Regions from separate parts of the Homo sapiens genome. Here region 1 is linked to region 2. Evidence: chromatin loops called from intact Hi-C (ENCODE). Cell type or tissue: heart right ventricle. All regions are shown on one strand. Each heading gives the region's core, and the rest is flanking DNA. Links, peaks and the distances in the headings are about the cores only.

Region 1 (5,384 bases), core at 274-5,273, 99 kb before region 2:
TCATGGGATATGAAACCCCAAATGCTACTTTAAATGTTAGTAATTACAACAGAGAATGCAGACAATGTTATTCATTTCTCTTCTGATTTAACAGTGGGAGGTCCCTGTTGATTGGAGAAGTAATGCTAACAGTAACATTTCTGAGCTTTGTGTTTTAAATCCCCTCCTGGGCATTATTAAGCAGGCCTGACCTCACCAGGAAAACTCATAGTCAGTACAGCATTTACTAAGTAAACGCCAGGCACTGTTTTAAGGACTTTTTGTTATGTTAACCCATTTTATCCTCATAATAAGGAAGGTGATGCCAGAAAAATTATCCAAAACTTGAAACGAAGGCTAAAAGGTGAGAGACATGTTCTTTCAATATCATAGGAGAGAAAAGGCCACTCAAGGATTTTCTTGAATAATGTCCTTGATTTACCTCATCACTCAACTTTGATTAAAGTTCCAAGGCTTAAGGAAGTCACTTGTTAATTTGAAGACTTTGGTCCAGCAGATTTACAAATAATTTATCATCAGGGAAACCGAGAACCTCAGTGATTTATGGCATGTTGGACATTACCCAGATTATATCTAACCTGGCAATCTTATCCTAATATTTCTCTGTTAAATTTTCTGTAAATATCCTTACTCCTCAGATGCCCTTTGAGGGTCATAACATTCATTTTTAACTCACACAAAGAGTTAAAAAATAAAGGATTTTATGTTTTCTAAAAATTCCATTTTGAAAATTATCATTTGCACAGAGAAATTATGGGGTTTGCCCAAGGACAGAGAGATTCAGTTGGTAAAGCTGGGATTCTCACTCAGGAAGTCTGGTTCCAGGGAAGTCCTGTATTTACCCACCATGTATTAGTGAGCAATTTTCTCCATTCTTAACTGTTCTGGATTTCTCTTCCTGCTGAATCCTACGAGTATTTATTTCATTTAACAAATATGCACTGAGCTGCTACTATGTGGCAGGTTCTGGATTAACCTACATGGTAAATTGTATTAATGTTGTATAGTACACGTATACAAATTAGCTCTTATCTATGTGTTCAGGAACTAAAAAACAAAACAAAACAACCAAAAACCAGGCAAGGAAACTTCTGGGCAATTACATAATTTGCTGTGTCATTTCTTTAGAGTCTTGTGATTATCTATGAATATGGCATATGGTGAACCAAGTGTATTTGCCACACAGGTAGAGAGAGAAACCAGAATGGGTAAAAATCAGGCTCTTTGATGATGGGGTTCAGGCCCATGTAAAGTCCAAGAGTTAGGTATTTTCTAGAACCTTGAACCCATCAAAGTCTTATTAGTAAAACCACACAAGCAAAATGATGTCACACGAAAGTCTCCTTCTGCCAAATCTCTGCCACCATGATCTGCTTCAAAACGATGGCTGCCTGGAGTTTCTCCACCTAATTTTCATCTTAATGCTGGTCCTTTATGCTAGAGTCTGTTCAAGCAATTATGAGTAGTGGTTTCCTTCTATTCTGGCGGCCAGTATGTTCTGTCATTTTAAAGGCGTTGCTGCCTTTAGATAATGAGAGTATAGAATAAAGGGCCTGGAATATCCATGGCCACACCTGTATTTCTATCTCTCTGTTCCCTGAGAACATTTGGCAAGTGTTGGTGATAAATGCTCTATTCTTGGAGAAAACTGGTACTTCCCATGACGTTTTGAAGTGTTTATCTCCAAGTCATGAATGGCAACTTCAACTCCCAAGTCAGGAAATTCAGCTACAGCCCAGAGAAGAAGGAAGTGATGCCACAGGAGTGTTTCCCAGTTAGGTGGTTCAACATTGAGGAAGACAAAGCTTAATTTACCATTTAGCTTTGCAGCCTCTTAATCACCCAGTAGTTGGCCAAGTTGCCTTAAGTGATCTTTTTTTATAGCTGAGGATAAGGCTGTAAGGACTATTCAGCACTCAAATTTTCAGATTCCAATTTTCAATTTCCAATGGGTCATATTAACTCCAGGATCAACTACCATATTTGGCTTCTAATAGAGCAAAATTCTAGGTGAAAACTGTTCTGTACTCCCCAGGTACTCCTCTCAAAAACAAAATTTAAGAAAATTGTAGTGTTACACTGATTACTATGATTACTGTCACATCTTCTGATTTAATCTAAAATTGCTCTAAGATGTGAAATAATTGAAAGCTAGTGAATGCCTGGCCTCATTCCTGATTCCGGGTGCATCCATCTCTGTGTCTCACTTGTCCCAACCCCAGGTGCCCATTGAATATGGGTTTTCTCCAAATGATTTGATGTCACACCTGCGTAAGTTACTCCTCAGCTTAAGTCAGCAGGAAGGAACATTAACCCAGGCCATCTAGTAGATTATCCATTGGCAAACTCAGGCTTCACAGGACCAACAGTCATGGCACTTCCATAGGGCATGACGTAAGCTGAGGGGTTGTCTCTTCTCCTTATATAAGCAGCCCAAGTAAAAGCCCAATTATGTTAAATCTAGAGAAGAACAAGAAGTCCCCAGACTCTCTTCAGTAAGAAAAAACTAATTTGCACATCTGAAGACAGCTAGTTTCAGGTTGATAACTGACAGCTCTAGGGAAGAACAGTTCACTCAGAGCTGCAGGACAGGTTCCAATATGAATCGCTTACTTTTATAAAGCACTTAACTGTTCACACAGATGCAGGGAAGGAGATTGATCACTCCACTACAGATCAGAGAAAGAACCCAGATGGTCCGAGCAGCTTGTCTAAGGTCACCGCTAGGGAGAAGTGGCAGGTCAGGGATGGGAGTCCATGCTTTCAAATGCAGCGGCCATGCAATCTCTCTGTGAGTGTCTCCAGGACAGGTTGCCATTTGTGCCCATAGAAAATGCACTTGAACACTTCTCCTGAGTGTGACATGCTCTGTGGAGGGAAATGTCCATTATCTGGGGGCACAAACATCTTTCTTGGAGAATAATGTGATCGAAAATTCCCATTGCTTCTCCTCCCTTGAGATGGAAACAAGTTGGGGAGAGGTATGCAGTGAACAATTCAGAAGAACCAATAACCAAGCTAAGTTAAGGCAGATATGCAGATGGAATTCCAGTAGGTTTGATTTCCACATGAGATGCCCAGCTGCATTTTTCCATCACTTTTTATGGGCCTCTAAGGAGCTGTGAAAAATACCTGGTCTGTAGGGACCAATGTTCTGAAGTAAGCAGCTAGGAAAAAATCCTTCTTTAATATGTCTTGAAGTGAATTCATGATTGCACCAGAAATATATCTTAATACAACATGAGCACATCAATAACCCAAAAAGCAGAAGTGCTTCCAAAGCACTTCAAGTGGACGTTTGATTAACATCTCACAGCTCTAGACATTTGGAAACTCTCTGCATCCAGGTTGCACAGAAATCCATGTGCCTGGCAAAACACAGGGGGCGGGTCGCTGAACTGAAGCTAGAGCTTACGGCTTTGCAAGAGCAAGGGTTGGCAACCTCTTAAAAACAGGGAGTGGTAAGTCTGTGATCTTTGTTCTGGCAGAGCAGTCACAGCACAGGCCTAGAGGGCCTGGCCATATCTCTATATGTGTTCCTTTGGGCGTGGTATGGGCCAGCATGGGGAGAGCCTATGGCAGGGATCAGGGACTGATGGCTGGGGATGGGTGTGTAAAAAAGTGTCTGTTGCTGGAGTAAATTTCAGAGGACTCACCTCAGCTCACCAGTACGTCTCCAGCACTTTGTGTTGAATTTGTGAGCACCTATTTTCTTTATGTTTTACATTCCTGCTACCTGTTTGTGGCAGAGACGCTATTGGCCATCAATCCATCAGCTATAGCCTGTACTTTCTTTTGCTCACAGGACTTCACTGCAGTCACCCTCCTCTGAGAGGTTGTATCGGCTGGGTCCCTCCCCATACTAGGGAGGGAAGCTCCACTGGTCTAAGCTAATCATAGTGGTGTCATTCTAAGTGAATGAAACTACAGAATAATTATAACTTGGAGTGAGATGGTTTGGGGATCAACAAGGCTTCCAGTTGGCCAGAGGGTGGACTCTGTGTAAGATTATGTGTAAGATGACGTAACCTGAAAATATAGATTAGAATCAAGCTATTGGGGTACTTTGAATGATAGGCCAGGAAGTTTAGATTTTGTTCATGTCATTGTTTGGTTCAGATAGTTTATTTGGAAGGCCATCTCTGGGGGCACAAAAGGGAAGAAGTAGGGGAAGTGAGATAGGGAAGGGAGAAACCAATGAAACATTTGTTAAATGAGTGATTTGCTGCTGTGAGCAATGGGAGCTCAGCCCTGCTGGGCCCCCTGAGAAATGGAGAAACACACTTTAGAATCCATCTACCGGAGATAAGGAGACTGAGGAATTCAGCAAGTGATTCCCAACCCCTATTGGTTGAGGTTGCCCTCAGCAGTGTTGACTTTTCCCAACTTCTGGGTTATACCTTTTGTAAAACAAGCTCCCTTGATGCTGGAGAAAACTTTTAGGAAGAATAGAAAAGAGACACACGCCTTTGAAGTGGGAAACTGTCTTGGGAGCTCATGTTGTAGGTGAACGCAGGCTGAGGGGAGGTGGACCCAGGCACCAACAGCATCTGCTACATTCAGTAATTAATGGAAGACACAGAAAATGTTTGAATAGGTAAAGGACATGATTAGAAGTTATCCTGAAGAGTTTTTTTTTTTTTTTTCTGTAGACAGTGTATATGATGGGTGGGAATTCACATTTTTATTCAAAAGACAATTTTGAGTCCTGTGCAATATGCTAGGAATATGGTAAGGAATAAATCTTCTGACTTCAAGAAGCTCACTATATGGAAACTAGGGCTATTTTGTAGAAGATGAGGAGGCTGTGCTAATGGTCAAGTGTGAAATAATGAGGAAGCAAATTAAAGCCATGGCAAGGGAAGGCAGAAAGGATAAAATGGTTGGAGATAAAATTGCAGAGATCAAATGAAGAGGTCGCAATAGCTTCTTGGACAAGGAGGTTGAGAGTGAGGGAGAATTCATAGATGACTAAAGTTTTGGTTATGGCTATTTGAGAATATCACACTGCCAACAACAGAATCTTAGATGCTGAGAAAAGAGCTATATTGGAGGATGGCACAGAGGCTGGGAAAATGATTACCATGGCAAAGACACAACATATGCACATGTCTGATTTCCGTTAGCCATTTATTGGAAATGGCTTTTGTTTCAGGAACCATGCCAGTCACTGTACTAAAGTCTAGTTACAAAGACTAATGAAAAATGATTTTTATTCTCAAGGGACTTACAGACCCTTTGTGAGGGAGGTGGTTTTCTAGATATGTGAGGAGTCATGATCAGACCACTAACGGAGGGAAGAGAGTGTTAAGAAAGGCTTCTTGAAATATATGACATTTGAGCCAAGTTTTTTGGGGGTATGGGGGAAAGAGATAGATGAAATG
Region 2 (5,384 bases), core at 170-5,169:
GTGAGCTGTGTCCTGTATTCAATTAGTTTCAGCAAATTATTAGAAAAAGAGGAGCATTGTTGAACCAAGAGCTGCATGCAATATTTAGATTTACAAACTAATACAGTATAAAGGCTCCCTAAGAAGTTCACATGCCTCTGTCTAAAAGACCGGCTCCTTCAAACGATACCATTGATTCCTGACATCAGACAGTCTGTCATAGAGAAGTCAGGCAGTGGACATTCTGAAAACTAATTCAAAGCGGGGCACTTGCTCCATGGCATGTTTCTCCTTAATGGGCTCAAAAGGCCAATGTTCTCTCAGACAATTAGGCCTTCTCATCCTGGCGAAATCTGGCCTTCAAGACTTGTTTTTCAATGTCTATCTTCCAAGACAAAACAAAGTTTTAACCAGACAAAATCTGCCAATGTGACTATTTCCCCCCTTCTGGGGCGACTGAATCACCTTTTTAAAAAATGTCTTGGATGTCCTTTTGCACAAGCCAAGAAAGGCCTACCCATAGGATGCTCTGTTTGCATTTGTAGCAAGAGAAAGTCAGTGTAGTTTGAAATTGGAAGTTCAAGATCTATTAAAATAGATCATTCTACCAAAAAGACATATGCACTCGTATATTCATTGCCATGCTATTCACAATAGCAAAGACATGGAATCAACCTAGTTGCCCATCAGTGGTGGATTGACTAAAGCAATTGCGGTACACATATTCCATGGAATACTATGCAACCATAAAAAAAGAATGAAATCATGTTCTTTGCAGCAACATGGATGGAGTTGGAGGCCATAATCCTAAGTGAATTAATGCAGGAACAGAAAACCAATACCCCAGTTCTCACTTATAGGAGAGAGCGCAACATTGAGCACCCACAGACATAAACATGGGAACAATAGACACTATGGACTACTAGAGGGAGGAGGAATTGAGGGTGGTATGGGTAGAAAAAGTACCTACTGGGTACTATGCTGACTACCTGAGCGCAATATACCCGTCTAAGAAAACTGCACATGTATCCACTGTATCTAAAGTAAAAGTTGGAAAAAAAGATTTGGGGGTGAAAATGAAAAAGATGTGTTCTATTACGGAATTTTGTTTAAGACTCTTTGCTTAATAACGGAGAGGTTAAAAGCAGGGAACCAAAAAGAAGCTGCAGACTTTATCTCTGAGAATCTGTGGTGAGAACTGTCTCAGAAAGTACTCTAACCACAGAGAAGATGAGGAGACCAGATGAGTCTCACGGGCCCATGAACACTGAAGTGCTTATGAACATTTTTGGGACACACATGAAAGAGGCAAAAGCAAGTTGTAATGTAGCTAAAAGTTGAGGCACTCATTTATTTAAAAGAGAGGGGAAAATCATACAGAAATCATTTTTAAAAACCTTTGTCACTTTTTGAACCTTTTTTGGCTCAAAATCAAGATTCCTAATATTAAAGTAAATAGTGATTTGTTTTTGGTGGGAGCTGTATTTTGAATCAGTAGATTAATACAGAGATCCTAAAACCAGCATGTCCAATCATGTGGTCCCAACCTCAAGGTGTTCAAGCTGGGAGTATTATTTTTCCCAATCAAGCAACAGAGAAGATACACATTTGAGTATTTTACTGACTTGTGAATACAGATTGTTACTTCTAACAATCAGGCAGAAAATTGTATCTTGGTTCAATGTAATGCCACATGGTATATAATGACAAGCTGCTTTGAAATGTAATTACTTTTATAGAAATAAAACCCTTTCACATTTTGTTTTGTTGACAAATAGACCAGGCAGCCGCCAAAGAAGTGTCGATGGAACACTTTTCTCAGAAGCATATGCTTCACTTTAGCCAAGAAAGAAGAAAACACTTGATCAACATGTATGTGTGTATCCTGAGACGCTTAATCAGAAAGATACACAGATCTTTCTTTTCCATAATCATGAGACCTGAGATTTTTCTCGAGGGAAGTGTTCCAACATGAGAAAGAAAATACATAGTTCAAAAAGCCCGTGTGTTCAATTTGCTGCCACATGGTTTAAATTATCTATGTATTTATTAAGGGCGCTAAATAGGCAGCTTAATTTAGGGAGAGGGGTCATTTAAGTTGAGAAAAATCATGTTTAATCCCTCAACTCACTACAGGTTGATTGTGCTTTTTAAACGCATATAGCCTCAGCTAACAAAATTCCCCATGATAAGAAGTTCCCCTGTCTGCTTCTAAATTTGTCAGCTGCCAATAACAATGGAAACTTGTTAAGCTCCTGGCTTCAGGCCCAGCTGCTCTGGGCGTCTTCCAGAATTAGAGATTTGTCAGTTACTTTCTCTTTATGTTGCCAGTGTGCTTGCCTGCAATTTGGGGGTCAGCTCTCTGTTCCTGGCATATCATGTGTTTGTTACATTACTATAGAGTGGAAACCAAAGGGCCAGGGTATCAGAGCTTCTTTGCTTGTATAAGTCTGCTTTGGTTTTTTTCTCTGGATGGGCGTAAAGCAGGTCTGAAGGGAACCATGAGGAAGACATGATTAGATGTAAAAGGCTGGAAATTTGAACATTTACTGGCTATTTGATGGCAAGACAGAATTCTAACTTTCTAAGCTTCAGAATGGATAGTTATGTTTCTATAAAGAGTCCTTATTTTTTAAAAATACAATATGAAACATTTTAGATAAAATTACATATTATCTGTAATTTGTTTCCAAATAATATGGGAGTGAGACAGTGGGTCCAGATGAAGTAAGATTGGCTGTGAGTTGATCATTGTTGAAGGTGATTGGTGGGTACACAGGGATACATTCAACTACTACGCATATTTTTGTATTCATAGTTGATATTTTCCAAGATACAATTTTTTTTTAACTGGAAGAAAAAAAGTGCCTGAGAAGAATGCAAGATCCCTTAATAGCCCTCTCTGGACTATCAACAAATCTTAGGGAAATAGGGTAAGAGTTTGAGAATCTTTTAGAAACATGGCTTTCCATTTTTTGCCAGCATTTATGAAAGAGTATTTGATAGTGCCCCCATGCTTTGCCCCGTGTCTTCTACCACACTATTTTTATTATATGGTTCTCAGGCTGAGAACCTGAGACCCATGGACTGTGAAACTCTTCTCCAGATGTCTTAGAGCATGCTTAGGGTTTAATCCGCCCACCTCCTTGGGTCTTTGACTTGTACATGGCTTCTTAAGTCCCATTTTCACTGGGCCAAAATGCCCTGAATTATTTCTTTATGGCCTCCAGCCCCAGTGGATTCTCTGTGTGAGTCTGGCTCAAGATGTACACATGCATATCTTCAATGTCCACCTATTTTTATTTTCATCTGAGCCTGTATAGCCAGACAATGGAAGGAAGTGTTTCTCTTGGTGACCCACAGTAGCCTTCCTTCCTCCCGGCCCATTGCGGTGGCTGTGGTTGTCTCATTCCCTTCTGTGTGCTAAAATCAGCCCCACTCAGAACCTCCCCAGACTCTGGTCTGTGCCTTTTACTTGCCTTGTGTGGTTATTTTGATTGCTATAGCAAGAACCCTATTTGTAAGCAGGCTGAGCAGTGTCAAGCATAGATGACCTGGGCGACAGCCCCAGGCACTTGCCTCTTGGTGCCTTGTGTCTAATTCAGAGGCATGAGGTGCTCTGCCTTATTTATGGCAGCATGTGAGGGTTCCATCTTGGAGAGCAGATGTTAGCCTTCATCTAAGATAGTGGACATCTTGGGCTTTTGATATTGGCATCAAAGCTCCTACAAAGTGCTCTGGGACCCATTGCAATATAGTCTTCCTTGGACCACTCTAAGCAGAGGTTCTTGAGAGAGAAAGAAGACAAACATGTTATGAGAATAAATCATCATTAAGGACAAAGAGACTGAAAAAGCAGAACAATCTTGAGCAAAGGATGAGGACACCAGTCATCTCTTTCTGCACCAGCATCTCTAGTGCCCAAGAACTTCTGGCACATGGTATTACACTTTATCTTTATCTTTATCTTTATTTTTAAGGGAAGGGAGAGGTCAAGCATGAGAAAGACTGATGTGGAAGTAAAGAAACCTGAATTCTTGACCCCGCCCTGCTACTAGCCAGCCTTCTGATATCAGGTACACTTTTATTTCATGTATTTATCAAGCATCCAGTACCTAGCCAAGCATAGTACTGGCACTTCAGGAACAACACAGATGAATAAGAAATAGGATCTGTTTTTAAGAAGCCCATGGGGAAGCAGACCCATACATAAAATCTAAGCCACAAAATATTGTAGGATCTACTATGTAGGGTGCTTGAGGGTAGGTCCCAGGGGTCTCCAAGAAATGCATGATTGATGGTAACTGGTTTGCGGAGGAAAGGATTGGCATAGGCTCACCTCAGTCTTCCTGTTACCATAACAAAGGCAGACTGCAGTATCTATAGCATCATTCTTCTAGAACTGTAAGTATCTCTGAATTTATGTAATTGGGGAACCACAGCACAGAAATGATGGGTATTTTCCCATAGTCCTATGAAGATTTTGTGGCAAGGCCAAGGCTGGGACAGAAGTATTGGGACTCCTGAAACAGTGCTCCTTCCATCAGCACTAATTCAGTCTCGGTGCTGAGTTGCCTTACAAAGTTAATTAATTCAAACACGTCTGCTTATTTTATCCAAAACAGAACTTGAAATATCCACAGTGGTTCTCAGCTTGAACCTAATTTTGAACAAAGAGAAAGAACTGTTCTGCAAACCCTCTCCATTTTTCTCACAGCACATGATGAGCACTGGGGCTCTTTGCAGAAGTCCCTTATGGTAAAAACAAAACAAAACATAGTGCTCACTCCAATAAACTTGCAGTCAACCCTAGCCCAGAAGCAAAATCCCGTGCAGAGAATACAATCCCTTGTTCCTCACAAATCTAAAAGGGAAAGAGATTTGTGAGTAGAGCTTTCAGCTATGCGAATAGACCATTGTTCATCAGGCATCTCATTGTAAATTCTACTTTAAAACTTGTTTGTTTCCACTGAACCCCTGAATTTTTTACTTGTGTACCTATTTGTAACAAAAAGGAGAATTCCAAAAGCACAAAGGAAATGTAGAGGATGAGAAAGAGAGAGGGAGAGGGGAAGTGAGGTGGGGGGCGGGAATTGAACTGTGGAGTTCAAATGAACCTGTAGCTAGTGACATCTGCACTTATCTAACTCGGGTTTGGCCACACCCTATAAAAATGCACATTGAAGAGTTTAATGAACATTGGTTCCTTGTCAGATTAGCAAACTTTTCACTATCTGACTGTAATGTTTCCAATGCTTACATCTCAGAGGCTCAACGTTGAGGGAGACAGAAATCATAGGAAAAAAGAGCAATTACACAGTGTCTCAGTTGCTCACCCTCTGGGTTCCAAGAACTCAGCTAGAAGCTGAGGCAGATCCATTCATTGTGCTCCCAGATCTCTTCTC

What was found. Hi-C counts contacts between places; a loop is a spot of excess contacts. Peaks named below come from ENCODE experiments on the same cell type or tissue, not always from the same donor. Only the 100,000 strongest peaks of a DNase experiment are listed, where the experiment ranks them.
Region 1: a loop joins it to region 2, with 1.9 times the contacts of the local background. A loop is called at or near these places in 8 of 110 quality-filtered maps.

What each region holds. Positions count from the first base shown.
Region 1 is chr13:50,782,037-50,787,420 of GRCh38, reverse strand. It overlaps a transcript of DLEU7 not described here. Among named protein-coding and RNA genes, the nearest start is that of DLEU7-AS1, 23 kb to the left of the region's middle. In heart right ventricle, for the core only: no CTCF peak of the experiment used is centred there; no DNase peak of the experiment used is centred there.
Region 2 is chr13:50,682,577-50,687,960 of GRCh38, reverse strand. LOC107984568 (a long non-coding RNA gene) reads left to right here. Exons shown (of 3, transcript XR_001750074.2): 3 at 3,960-4,240. Among named protein-coding and RNA genes, the nearest start is that of DLEU7-AS1, 120 kb to the left of the region's middle. In heart right ventricle, for the core only: no CTCF peak of the experiment used is centred there; DNase peaks (open chromatin) are centred at 2,260 and 3,410; H3K27ac peaks cover 4,392 bases.